Linked DNA regions of Homo sapiens: regions 1 and 3 are each linked to region 2. The links are chromatin contacts, found by Hi-C or POLR2A ChIA-PET in ENCODE. All regions are on one chromosome and are shown on one strand. Each heading gives the region's core, a stretch centred on a gene start or an enhancer-like site at or near the end of the contact. The rest is flanking DNA. Distances are from core to core; before and after follow the strand shown. Region 1 holds the start of INPP5B (inositol polyphosphate-5-phosphatase B). Region 2 has its middle 85 kb from the start of LINC01685. Region 3 overlaps MACF1 (microtubule actin crosslinking factor 1).

Evidence for each region. Hi-C counts contacts between places; a loop is a spot of excess contacts on that map. ChIA-PET counts read pairs that join two places held with the same protein, here RNA polymerase II (POLR2A). Pooled maps may share reads with other maps.
Region 1: a loop to region 2 is called in a map with no recorded cell type, with 5 times the contacts of the local background. The contact joins the promoter of INPP5B here to the enhancer-like site in region 2. A Hi-C loop is called at or near these places in 2 of 37 single-sample maps with no recorded cell type and 7 of 50 pooled maps. POLR2A ChIA-PET finds 5 or more read pairs at or near these places in 1 of 52 experiments (activated CD4-positive, alpha-beta T cell).
Region 3: a pooled map shows a loop between it and region 2 (5-fold over the local background). The contact joins two enhancer-like sites. A Hi-C loop is called at or near these places in 1 of 37 single-sample maps with no recorded cell type and 2 of 50 pooled maps. POLR2A ChIA-PET finds 5 or more read pairs at or near these places in 1 of 52 experiments (WTC11).

Annotation. Positions count from the first base shown.
Region 1 is chr1:37,945,177-37,949,576 of GRCh38, forward strand. INPP5B (inositol polyphosphate-5-phosphatase B) reads right to left here and starts at 1,877. Exons shown (of 24, transcript NM_005540.3): 1 at 1,814-1,877; 2 at 1,076-1,158; 3 at 580-674. The coding sequence starts at 1,132. It overlaps LOC105378651 (a long non-coding RNA gene), which reads left to right. Exons shown (of 5, transcript XR_001737983.3): 5 at 103-451. RefSeq lists enhancers at 1,699-2,228, 1,806-2,045, 3,435-4,108.
Region 2 is chr1:38,557,605-38,562,029 of GRCh38, forward strand. No RefSeq gene overlaps it. Among named protein-coding and RNA genes, the nearest start is that of LINC01685, 85 kb to the left of the region's middle. RefSeq lists enhancers at 1,451-1,540, 1,842-2,457. Within about 2 kb of position 1,972, at least 8 of the 41 ENCODE cell types and tissues checked have a DNase peak (open chromatin) inside an H3K27ac peak, as active enhancers do.
Region 3 is chr1:39,266,893-39,270,881 of GRCh38, forward strand. All of the region lies in intron 6 of MACF1 (microtubule actin crosslinking factor 1), which reads left to right. Among named protein-coding and RNA genes, the nearest start is that of MACF1, 64 kb to the left of the region's middle. Within about 2 kb of position 1,484, at least 18 of the 41 ENCODE cell types and tissues checked have a DNase peak (open chromatin) inside an H3K27ac peak, as active enhancers do.

The sequences.
Region 1 (4,400 bases), core at 627-3,126, 610 kb before region 2:
TCCTAGCACTTTGGGAGGCCAAGGCAGGTGGATAACTTGAGGTCAGGACTTCAAGACCAGCCTGGCCAACGTGGTGAAACCCTGTCTTTACTAAAAATACAGAAATGAGCCAGGCATGGTGGCGGGCACCTCTGTAATACCAGCTCCTCAAGAGGCTGAAGCACGAGAATTGCTTGGACCTGGGACGCAGAGGTTGCAGTGAGCCAAGATCACCCCACTGCACTCCAGCCTGGGCAAAGACCAAGACTCCTTCTCAAAACAAACAAACAATAGATCATGTGGCTTGTTAGTAACAAAGCCTGGGTTTGAACCCAGGCATTTGGACCACGAGGCTCAAGATCTGGACTAGTATGTTAAACTGTCTCTTCTCAAGAAACTTCCTCCTTAGATCTTGAGGATTATGAGTTAGTACGTGTGCAGGGTTTAAAATATAGTGTTCAAAAAATATTAACTATCATTGTGATAATTATTCTAGGAGACTCAGACCCTGCCCTGGAGGGACAGTTGAAGTTCAGCTGGAGGGTGCAGTGATGAACAACCCCATGGCCCAGACAGGTGGGGACCAAGCCCCTCACTCACGCGTGTTCCTGGCCGCCGTGCTCCAGGCGGTAGCGCACGAGTCCCAGGAGGCGGCTCTGCCGGCTGTCCCCCTCACACAGCACACCTTGCACCGCCTGCGGCTCAGAGTCAAGGGAAGACAACCCAGAGGCGAGGCCTCTCCCCACCCAGGCTGTCCCACCTTCCCTCTGTTCCCCTGCCCCCCCAGATTCACTGTGTGGCCTTGGGTGAGCACTCAAACCATGTGCTGAACTAACAGACAAACAGGCTCTCTAAGCCTTCCTTATCTATGAAATGAGGATAATAATCCCCAACTTCATAGGGAGTTAGGAGGATAACTGCGTATTTAAAGCATTTGGCTGAGAGTCCAGGACTCAGTAAGTACTTAGTAAATACTGATTTCCTTCTCCCCTGATGGTTCAGAGGGGCAGGAGAGGGGATAGACACCTCGACACCTTCCATTCCTCTTCCCAAGGCCAGGGCAGGCTCAGGGCCGCAGTTAGCACAGGAAGGATATGATGACGCAGTATTCCCCCTCAGCCAGCGTCTCCTGGATTGCCACAGACTGGTCCATGCTGGCCCCTGCTGAGCGCACACACCCTGTGGGAGGGGAGATAGGAGCCCCGCTTTGGTCAACAAGTTACGCATGGGGTGGTGGAGCTGCCTCAGAGGGGTTGGGGGCAGGAGGGAGGGGCCTTTGCAGAGGGAGATGGTACCGGGGAGGCCTGATCCTCCTCCTCCTCCTCTTTGTCCTCCCTAGAATAGGCCTTTCAGTTTTTAGGGATAGGGGTCCAGTCCCTTTGCCCCGCTGGGATCTACAGTTTGCTATACTGCCTTTGTCTGGGAGGGCATCCAGTTGCTCTTGAGTGTGGTCTATCCTTGTTGGAAGTGGGGTACGTGGATTGGAGAAGGGGACCTAGTCCCTTTGCTCCTAGGACATGGCTCTTCCTCTCTTTTGGGGACAGTTTTTGTTCTGCTAGCGCCTCTCTGGGAGGTGTCAGTGGTGTGTCCATGTGGGGTTCAGGGAACATCCCCTTACTGTCATTCAGGAGGGTCCCATTCCTCTTTCCTTGGAGACAGGAAGTGTCCCATTGCTGCTTGCCCTTCACCCCCGCCCCAGCAGGCCCATTGCATCAGCTGCAGGCCGGGGGTTGGGGGGTGTCCCAGCCCTCAGCTTGCCCACTCCCTCCTGCCCAGCCCTGCCCTGGCTTTCCTGCTCTGCTCCCACCCACAGCTCCCTGACATTGTCACCTACCTCCTGAGCTGTCACCACAGGGCGCACGGGACTCCGCTGCCCCAGGTTCCGGGACAGTGACTACATTTCCCAACAGCCCCTGCGCCACATGGTGGTCAGTCAGCCTGCAAGTCCCAGCATGCCCGAGTCAATCGTGGGGTGGGGAGTCTCTCCATCCGTGTTAACCCCTTAGGCCCTGGGGTACACTGGGCTTCCTATACCAGAAAGGTTTTCTAATGATTGCCCTCACTCCCATCCCCAGCCCTCTAGGTCATGGGGCCAGAGCTTCCCACCCAGAAGGAAGATGGTCACATTTTATCTTAGGGGAAGAATATAATGCATTTTTATTTTCTCCTTAGTTCCATCCTCAGCTCTTCTCACTCCAGGGTAGACAACCCGGACCTCTACTGAAACTCTTCCCCTAAAATAACTACCTTCTCCTGGTTTAATGGAGGGAGAACCAGACTATGAAGAACCATTATGTCCATTTTCCAGGTGGAGAAACTGAGCCTTGGATAGGTTAAGCAGTTTGACATTAAGTCCTGCAGCTAGCAGGTGGCAACACTGGGACTCCACTGAAAGTCTGACTGCAACTCCTGGGCCATTTATACCGCTACACACTGCCCTATTTCCTCCCTTAGCCCCACCCAGCCCTCCTGCCACACAGGGCTGTTTGAGGCTACTGGGTGTGAACGCACTTTATAAAGGGTATGACACTGTTCCTGTCCGGCAACGTCCTTCCCCTGATCCGCCTGGCTTTGTGACCTTGGCCAAGACCTTTCTTCCCTTGGGACTCAATTTCCCCATCTAAGATAAGGAGGTTACCCAAGATGGACAAAAAGAGCCAGCACAGGGACTGGGCACAGTGGCTCATGTCTGTAATCCCGGCACTTTGGAAGGCCAAGGAGGGAGGATCGCTTGAGGCCAGGAGTTTGAGACCCCATCTCTAAAAAAAAATTTTTTTAAATTTAGCCGGGTATGGTGGTGCATGCCTGTAGTCCCAGCTACTTGGGAGGCTGAGGTGGGAGGATTGCTTGAGCCCAGGAGTTCAAGGCTGCAGTGAGCTGTGATTGCTCACCCAGCTCAGATAAGGAATGCTAGGATCATTCTCACTTGGCCTATTGGCTGTTTAATTAAGCTGTAAGCTCCCGTTGGACAGGACTATGCCTTTTCATCAACATACCAGCAGTTTCTGGCACACAGTTATCTATGGAGTTAGTGAATTACTTTCTGAACTATTTTAATAAATACACCTTCTCTCAAGCTTTGGCCCAAACTGAAGGAATGGGCCTTCAGTGCTGGGGAGGGGGTGACTGTTGTGACTTGTGAACAGTTTCCCTTCCTCTTTCCCCAAGTGAAGTGGCCATCCTAATGACCAGTTCAACTTTGCATATGTAAACCCCTTCCAGAAACAGTCGTTGCCTTCTTCTCAATCCATTTCTTTTCCTGGAAACATCCACAGCACAAATGGAGCTCAAGTTTATTTGAATTCAGTGTCTAAGTCATGTGGACGATGAGGGGAAAGGGGATTGACTCAGACCCTTAGGATCAAGGGGTGGGGTCACTGCAGGGAAGCAGAGGAACCCCAATTCCAGCCCTGCTCTAGTGTCAAAGCCTGGCGAGGAGGGTCTGGGCAAAGTAGATGGGGCTGTGTGCTTTTTATGATGAAGAAACTGTCCCTGCAGGATTTGGGGGTCCTCCCACTGGGTGGGGGTCAGGCAGGAGGTTTTCTGTTTTTCCAGACAAACCCTATCCTCTCCCTGAGATTAGGGCTGAGGGCCTGCCCCCTTGGGGGGTTCCATGGTCAGGCCTAGGCCCTAGAAGGGGAGAAGTGAGGAGCCTTAAGCCCAGAGCTGTGGGCTTGATAAAGGCCTTTTACTAAAGATGCAACTACAGGAATCAGAGCTGGAGGGGGACCTGAAGGCTTGTAGATCCTACAGGGTCTTCTTGACTGCTGCTCCCAGATTCTGCTGGGCCCAGCTAGGGGAGCAGGAATAGGAGCAGAGCAGAGTGGAGGAGAAGTAGCATAGCCACAGCCAGGGCCCAGTGCAGGGGGTTTCTGGTGGCCCCAGGAGCTGCCTGGTTGAAGTGAAGTTTCCCATCCAGCTGAAGGCAGCTGCCTGAGGTTGAGGCTTGACAGCACTCCTGGTAGCAGGGTGGGGCCACAGCCCCATGACACTGGGAGGTCCCTGCTTCACAGGCCTGGCTGCAGCCTGCAATGTAACCTGAGCTGGAGCATTTCAGCTGCAAGAAGAGGTGGGACCATTCATCTTCCCCTTGCCCCTCTTCCCCACTCAAAGGCAGAAAGTGTTAAGTGGGTCATGGGTTGAGCTCAACCTCCTTGGACCCCTAGCTTCCTGCCCACAAGATCAGTGAGTTCCTAGTGAACATACAGGGTGGTCAGAAAAAAAGGGGCACATCGTGGAGGTATGGAAAATTCCAGTTGCTGCCTTTGGTGTTGGCATCATGCAGAGCTGAGGGGGTCAAGCTTGCTAGACCCCACGGCTGCTCCCAGCAGGTCTAGCTCCAGCCAGATTCTACTGCTGAGCTACCCACTCCAGGTAGAAGGAGAAAGCCATGCAGCTCTGAGGGAGGAGAGCTCCCTAAT
Region 2 (4,425 bases), core at 722-3,221:
GGCCTCAACACCTCAGACCCCATCCCTGACCCTGCCTTGCTGCAGGGACCTTGACCTTGTATGATACCCCAGCCTCTGCTCTGAGTCCAGGGCCTCTGCCCTCTGCCTCTGCTCTTTAGCTTCCTTGGCCAGGTGAGGCCCACTTTCTGGAGTCCAGACAGCCTCCTCTTTTCTTCAGCAGTGAAGCTTACGGCCTCTCTTCCAGAAGGGTGGGCAGGGATCCCACCTTAGCATTCCCCAGCTCTGAGCTGGGGTCACAGTTAGGATACAACTACTTCAAAGGGGTCTTCAGGCCAGTGAACCCTCTGACCCTTTTCTGACCTCCCCGCCTTTTTCTACCTGCCAAACTCAGCACTTTCCCTCCCTTCCTTTATGCCCTTGACTCAAGCCTCGGATTCATTTTTTAAAATATTTACATTTCCACCCTTCTTCAGGGGACTCTGTCTCTCTAATAAATAGAACATGAGCAGCTGCTCTCACCTGACCCTGCAGCAGCACTGGGGGTGGTGGGGAGCCCTGGCTGCTGCCATTCCTCTCCACGCAGGCGCCCTGGTCAGACCCGCTTCTTCCACGCTGCCCTGACGGCCACCCACCCCCAGTCATTGTCTGATCCCACTCCCAGGAGCCCAGCGGAGCCCTGCCCTCCCCCTCATTAAATCAGTGGCCATGCTCCTAGAGATGCGACAGAGGCAGCTGCCTGGCTTCCCAGACCCTTGTGGGCCCAAGGGGTTGATTAGCATATTGTTGTAAGGAAAGAAGCCTGGAGTAATCCTTTTTCCTATTGATGGTAAATAACATTACCTGAAGGTTCCTCCACCCCTCCAGCCGGCCAAAAGCAGCCAGAGAAAGCTCTGATTCTCCTCTCCTGTTCTCTCCCTCGTCCCCAACTCCCCTCCTCCTCCCCCTCTCCCTCTCACCTCCTTTCCCCCCCTCCATTACTCTTCTCCCCAGCCCCCTTCTATCTTCACCTTAGCTCCCTCCTCTTTTAAAAAATGCAAACACAGGAGCCACCAGGAAGCAGCTCATCGTCTCCTCTGAAGAGGCCAGGCTTCTGCCTCCCTTACAGCTGGGGGCGCCTTCGCAGGACCAGTGCTTTGCTCTGCCTGGAAAGCCATGGGAATGACAAATCTTTGGACAAATTACTGATTTCTCATCTAATTTACATCCAATTAGTGTGAGTGAAATGAATCATGTGGTCAGCCCCTCAGGGGAAACATTGAGATAACAAATACCCAGGGCTTCTTTCCTGGGGAACTGACGGGCCCTGGGGGAAGTCCATGATTTACCCCTCGGGTCAGAGGCCCCCTCCCTTCCCCCAGGCAGGTTACCCAGCCCATAGATCAACCCCGCCCCCTCCCAGCCGCCTGGACAGGCCCCAGTGAGTTCAGGCCGGTAAAAAGGATGGGCTGGGAGAGGACCAGGTCTCACGTTGCGCCCCGACTGTGGAGATCCACTTCAGATCTGAGTGCAGCCATGAGGTTTTGGAGCAAGTGCCAAGTCCTGGGCTGGCGGCCCTCATGCCTTGAATCTCCGCCACCCCCATAAGGACGTGGAGAGGTAGGCAGTCCCAGGCTGGTGATCCTAACTGGTGTTTTGCTGCTATTCACCGCATCTCAGGCCCCCGTTTTCAATGCTTAGCGCCGTGGCTCTTAACCCTCACGACAACGACAACATACTCTAGAAGGCAGGCACTACTAGGGCCTCTGCTTTACAGGGAGGGGAACTGAGACTGAGACAGGAGTTAGCCAGGAAGCTGCGGGGCTGAGAGTTTTGGACACCGGCAGTGTGATCCCAGAGTCCAGGCACTTAACCATCAGGGCTCCTTCTGCTACGTGCATTTTGCAGAGGAGGAAACTGAGTCTCAGAGTGGTGCAGGGGAAGTCACTGGCCAAGGTCACGGAGCGCTTTTTGGCAGATCAGGAAGGTCAAGTCCGGTACGATTCTTCCGCTTGCAGCTTCGTGTTGCTCGGTGCGCAGGGCAACGTCAGAGCACCTCTGACTCCAGGGAGGTGGAAGCGGCTTCCGGGGTGAATGCGGTTGGATCGTGCGAGGCCGCCACCACTGCCAAGAAAAGAAACACACCACCGCACACCTTGCCATCCCTGGGTCACCACTTCCTTCTTCGTGTATGAAGAGCAGCAGACGGAACTCAGCAATGTTTTTCTAACACAAGAAGGATGACTTTCCGAAATCGTTTGAAGTGGGAAGACTGGGGCGAGCGGGCGGGGCGGGGCGGGGGGCGAGCGGGAGGGGCGGGGCGGGGGCACGGGCTTCTTGTCTGAACAGTGCAGTGGCTGCATGTTTGGGGTGAGCTTGATCTTCCTGTGTAAACTTGTTTCTAGTCTGCTATTTAAAACCTGGCATATGGATGGGATCTCAGCTTCCAGTACTGGCAGTTCTTAACATTCACAGCGACTAAATAAAAAGGGAATTTTAAAAACCAAATGCAGTTTTACCCCATAATGAGGCAAAGAGAGAAGTACTAAGAAGTTAACAACTCCCGAACTCAGGCTCAGCCAACCCTGTAAATGTGGGGGCCTCTGCAATGCAGCGTGGGGTTCAGAGGAAAGGAAACGACATTTTCTGAGTACCTAAGGTAGGCCTTAGCTTTTTGTGCTGGGGGCTTAGCCCCAGGGTTAGGATTAGGGTTAAGGGGATGGCCTTCGTAGTCAGCCACCAGGTTTTGAAGCCCAGCTCTGTCACTCACTACCTGAGTGACCTTGGAAAAGTTACTTTACCTCTCTGAGCTTCCTCAGCCCTAAAACAGGCCTAAAAGCAGGACCTAACTCACAAGGATGCCATCAAGATTATGTGAGCTAATGTTTGTAAAGTGTGTAGCTTGATACTCCGCACATACTAAGTGTGGAAAAAAAAACCCGGTATTATTACCTGCACATCTGCTGGGGCCGTGAGGATTATTTTCCCCATTTTCGGCTATTGAGGCTGCAGAGGATGCTATATGTGCATGGAAGGGGGTGCATCTCTTTCGAGGGCTGAAGACAACCTGTAATCCCGGGAATGGTAAACAGAGTAAGAAGAGAGGCCTGAGATGGTTAGGGAGTGAAAACACTGAGAACAGGTTCTGGAAAGAAGGAAGGGGCTATAGCGGGCATGTGACTTAGGTCACCATGGGCAGGAGCAGAGTCACAAGGCTCCTGGGGCAGCAATCAGGTAGATTCCTCTCTGGGACCCCAGTAACAACAAAAATTATTACGTGCTTACTATGTGTCTGGCACTGTTCCAACTACTTTACAAGTTTCATTTGTTTGTTTTCACTTAAGCCTCAGAATGGTTTATCGAAGTGGTTATTATTATTTTTGAATAGGAAATCAAGGCTCAGAGAATAAAGATCCAAGGTCACACAGCTAGAGAGTGAGTGACGGGGCTGGGTAGTCAGGCTCCTTAACTAAACCTGCTTGGTTTACTGCCTCTACCAACACAGGTCTTGGCACCAGGGGCATTTTATAGCAGAGAATAAGTAATTGTCCTGCGAGGAAGGTAGAAACAGCCCCTTTTGTCTAAGTAGACAATCAACTTAGCTGTCAGCCTCATTCATCTCATTGGGGCAGAGGCCCCTAAGACTCATTCAGGACTGCTTGCAGAGTGCCTTGACAATCAGACCACACCACTTGAACAACCAGCAAAGAGCCTGTTCCCTGACCACCCCCACGAGGGAACCAATACTCCCTAGATGTGTGACCTCAGTTTCCTGATCTGTAAAATGGGAAGATCATGGTACCTACATCCTAAAACTGTTAGTGAGAATTAAGTAAAGCAGCTAGAACTGTACCTGGCACAGACTTCTCAGTTCTGTTGTTGTAACCAATGAGGAAACGGAGGTTCCGAGTGGTGAAGCGACTTGTTCAACTGCACAGCAGCAGATGAGATCAATATCAGAAATGTTTCCTTTGAACACTGCTTGGTCAGCAGGGCTGGAAATGGGGCCATGGGTGTTGCTGGGGAAATTGTCTGGGGCACCTGCTGGAATCCAGTGATCTGAAGGACCACGACCCCAGTGATGTCTTGGGTCATCTTTGACTCACTTGTCTCAAAACACATGGATGAATGCCCCTGCTTCGTAGAAGCTCCTCCAACACATGTCCCATCCCGACTCTCCATTTCTCCGGAGAGTTCCTTGGGAGGAAGAACTTTGTCCTGGCTCAGAGATTCGCCCCAGGCACTGAGGACGTATGGGCTCGGAGCTCCTGCTTCAGAGCCTGCCACTGTCAAGACTTATGGTCGCCTCATCTCTCCCCCTCGCTGGGTCTGGCTACATCACTTATCTCCCTGACGCTGACCTGCCAGCAGCTGCAGGAGGCTCTCTCCGGTAAGATTTGATTAATGAGGTTCAGCAGCAACAAATCAGTCTTATGGAGCAGCCCTCGCCTCTCTGGGACACACTCTCACAACACCCGCTGCATACAA
Region 3 (3,989 bases), core at 234-2,733, 710 kb after region 2:
ACAGTCTGAAATTCAGACTTCCTGCCCTACTGCAATGGGAGTAAAAACCACCTGAACCTCTTTTTGGCAGCTTCTTCTCTTACTCCCAAATGGCAACAAGTGTTATCTCTTTGATTGAGCTCTTGGTCCATGCAGTCTAATTACCAATTCAGAACAGTGGGGGAACTTCTTATTTTACACAACTGGCAACTGAGTACAGATTTCCACTACTGCAGTAGTTAGAAGAGAGTAGTTGGGGTTGAAATTAAAAGTCTTAAAGTTAACAGAAGTTCATGTTCTGGCTTTGTCACTTACTAGCTGTGTAACCTAGGGCTATTAATCAACTTTCTTAAACCTCAGTTTCTTTTTTCTTTTTTGGAGACAGAGTCTTGTTCTGTTGGCCAGGCTGGAGTGCAGTGACATGATCTTGGCTCACTGCAACCTCCACCTCCCAGTTCAAGCAATTCTCATGCCTCAGCCTCCTGAATAGCTGGGACTAAGGGCGCATGCCACTGTGCCCAGCTAATTTTTTGTATTTTAGTAGAGACGGGGTTTCACCATGTTGCCCAGGCTGGTCTTAAACTCCTGAGCTCAGGCAATCCGCCTGCCTTGGCCTTCTAGAGTACTAGGATTATAATAGGCGTGAGCCACTGCGCCTGGCCAAACCTCAGTTTCTTTACCGATAAAATATAAAATAATAGTTTTGACCTCATATAGTGACTGTAAGAATTAAATGAGAAAGTCCATGTAAATAACTTTACACAGTGCTTGGCACACAGCAAGTGCAAAAAATATATTAGATGTTAGCAGTGGCAGCATCAATAATTACTATTGAACATTTTTGTCAAATATTGTTCATCAGAGACCCTGTTCATCTGTTGTATTTAGAAGTGGTATTCTTTTTACCAAGCACTCATTTACTGTACTCAAAACCAACTTCCAGATTTTTCCTGTCTGTGTCATTGGCTGGCAGAATTAACAGATCTTTCTTTTCTTTTATAGGAAAAAGGAGGGAAATAAATGCTCCAGAAGGCTAGATCTTTAAAGTCTGTGTTCCTTTTCTTAACTGTAAGAAGAAGGCTCTGGTTTCTTCAGGTTATAATTTCATTAAAATAATTTTATTGTTTTCTGACCTGAAAAAATTCAGAATATGTATATCTGCTTGATATTTTCTTTTGGGCATCTTGGTGCAACACTTAAAATCTATTTCATTTTGTAGTTTGGGAGCCATAATTGCAGCTTCACCAGGCTTGGTTCTTCTTGGCCCGGGCCCTTCCCTTCCCTTGCTGGTTAGTACCAGCCGAGCTGGTTTGCTTTTTCCCTTTTTGGTACTATTCTCCTCCTCCTTCCTCCACGTTACCTTCTGCCACGGCCTCTCTTCTTTTTCCCTCCATTTTCAATTTACACTTACATTTTCCCTCCTCCTCCTGGCCCTCCCTAGTTTTTCCCCTCCCCTGGTTTCTAGCTCCTTTTTGCTTTCTGTTTGTGTTACTGAGGGCAGTGCTCCAATTACCTCATATTTGGAGAGAGGAAGCTGCAGCCAATCCGGTTTCTGTCTGCTTTTAGGTCAAGTGATTTCTGAACTGCAGTGAGATGCTTTGAATTTGTCTTGTTGCAGCTCTGAGCCTGTAAGATGGCTGTCTGAATCGGCAGCGGCTGGAAGAGACAGAGAGAGGCGGGGAGGGAGGGAGAAAGAATTGGAGGGATTGCCGGCATAGTGCATGTTTTTAAATGTGCATCGAATCCGATGAGGCCAAGGTTGGGATTTCTGTGGGATCCCAGGACTGGCTTAGCTGCGTTTTTGCTGAGATTAGGAGAGGAAGGAAATGGGAAATTCACTGGGCTGTTTTAAGGAGCCGAAAGAGTCAATAGCTATTCCTGAGAAGGCTCCCATATCTCCTAAGAAAAGGGTTCGGTTCAAAAGGAGGTGGAGAGGGAAGAAAATCCCTACTCCAGAGGCATCTCACCAGGAAGAAACCTCAGAAGGAACTGGAGTCATTGAAGAGACTGAAACCCTAACGAAGTTAACAGAGAGTCTCCAAAAGGAAGACGGAGTGGGAGGGGTAGAGCATACCCCCCCAGATATTTTGCTGCCTGGGGACTCAGCCCCCAACTCACGGGTAGTCGATCGGGGGATGATAGTACAGGTAAAGGAGAGATTCCAAGGGGAGGTCCAGACCGCCCACCTTTTGTTAGAGAATGAGTCATCAGTTGCTGGAGGGGTCTGGGATTCCCTGGAAGAGGGGATGACTGTCATTGCTCACCTGCTTGATAACCCAGCAGAAAGGAACTGCGAGAAGTCAGTGAGCCAACTGGTGGAATTTCCTAGGACAGCATCCTGCAGCAGCAGGGCTGTGTTGCTGCCTTTGCAAGGAGAGACTGCAGTGGAGAAAGGAAATATTCAGCGTGGGTTTCGGAGCTGTGCTTTGCCTAGGACAGACTACCCCACTGATAAAGGAAATCAAGAACAATTTTCAGAGGGCTGGAGTGTGGAGGAAGGAACCAAGAGTGTTTCAGGTGCCCCTCAGACAGCTTCCTGGATTATAGAATGTTCTGTTTCTTCATTACTACTGGACCAGCCTGGAGGCCAAAGACGCACGGAGCCTTCCCATGTGGGTCAAGTGCCCCCCCAGGATTCCAGACTGCCTACTTCTCAGAGTGATTTGTCCATCAGTGGTGTGACTGTGAGCATTTTGCCCTCCTCCTCTGGCTATGGCAGTGATGGGCCACACATACATGGGATCCAGCCTAAAGATACAGAACCTGAAAAGAGCTCTACTTCCTTCTCAGAAGAGGATGGCACTCTTTCTCTGGAGGCAAGCCACACCCCATCATGGGGTCTGGAAGAGGTAGGTGGGCATGTTCAAGAGATAATCAAACTGCTGTTTGGATTCTTGGCCCTCAAACATATTAAAGCTGAGTGTGGTGAGCAGTGAGGATGTTGGTGCCTCTCAAACTTACCCCCATGTGGGTTAGTATCTGCTGGAGCTCAGCAAGCAGAATCTATTTCAGGTCTGCCCCTTGATGCTTGAAACCAAGACTTGTCTCTGGGGAATCCCTGATTCTGAGTAGCCAAGTGGCGTAATTGCTCAAGCTATCTGGTGGGATGATCTCTCAAGGTGCAATGCTAGATAGTACTTACTCTCAGGCAGGTCTGTTTACCAGCTTCCCTGCTACGAGAAGTTGTAATGTAGCACAAGAGACGATGGGGAAGGGCCTAACTGAATCTCTGGAATGAATCTCTGGAATAAATGTGGAAGGGGTCAGGCAGCTGTTGTCAGTGTACTTGCTCTTCCTCACAGGAGAGTGATATTCTTACTAGAGCTGATGCAATCCCATCCCTGTTGGGAAATTTCTGACGGCAGCACTCATTCAGTATTTGTATAGGTGGAGAGGGCTCATCCTTCTTTGGTTCCTAATTCCAGGATTAGAGGAGAGGGACAGAGTTATCTGGGGATTAGTTGAGAGAGAGAGAGGGAGGTTAGGGCAATTTGAAGGTTTAAGGCTAGAAAAGTTTGTTTTGTGACTGGATGTATTTAGGGCTTTAACATGATTTTGTTTTGAGGAATATATTGAGGCATGGATGGTGCTGCTGGTGGTGGTGGTAATGGCAGTTTCTGTGAATGTTTTAAAGGTCAAGGAGCAAGTGAGAATTCAGAGATGTGAACACTGAGATAAGGACTCAGCAAGACCATGGGTAGCACAGCATCTGGCATGTAGGTGTGTGATTGTGTGGGTGATTGAAGTTATAATTCACCAATGGCTAAAGAACTTTTACTGGGATGTTGGCCTCTGCAGCAGAAGAAATAAAAACATTAGGACTTCAAAGTGCAAAATTTATAAAATGAGGTAGGGCACTTTCCTTGCCTAGATGGGGGCCACTGATACTGTACAGGGGCCCTGATGTTTGCAGAGCAGGGATATGGTCTACCTACTGGTGCCCTGCCTATCACTAGCAGCATAAGGCTGAGGATAGATACAAATTCTGAGCAATCTGTGCCTAGAATTTC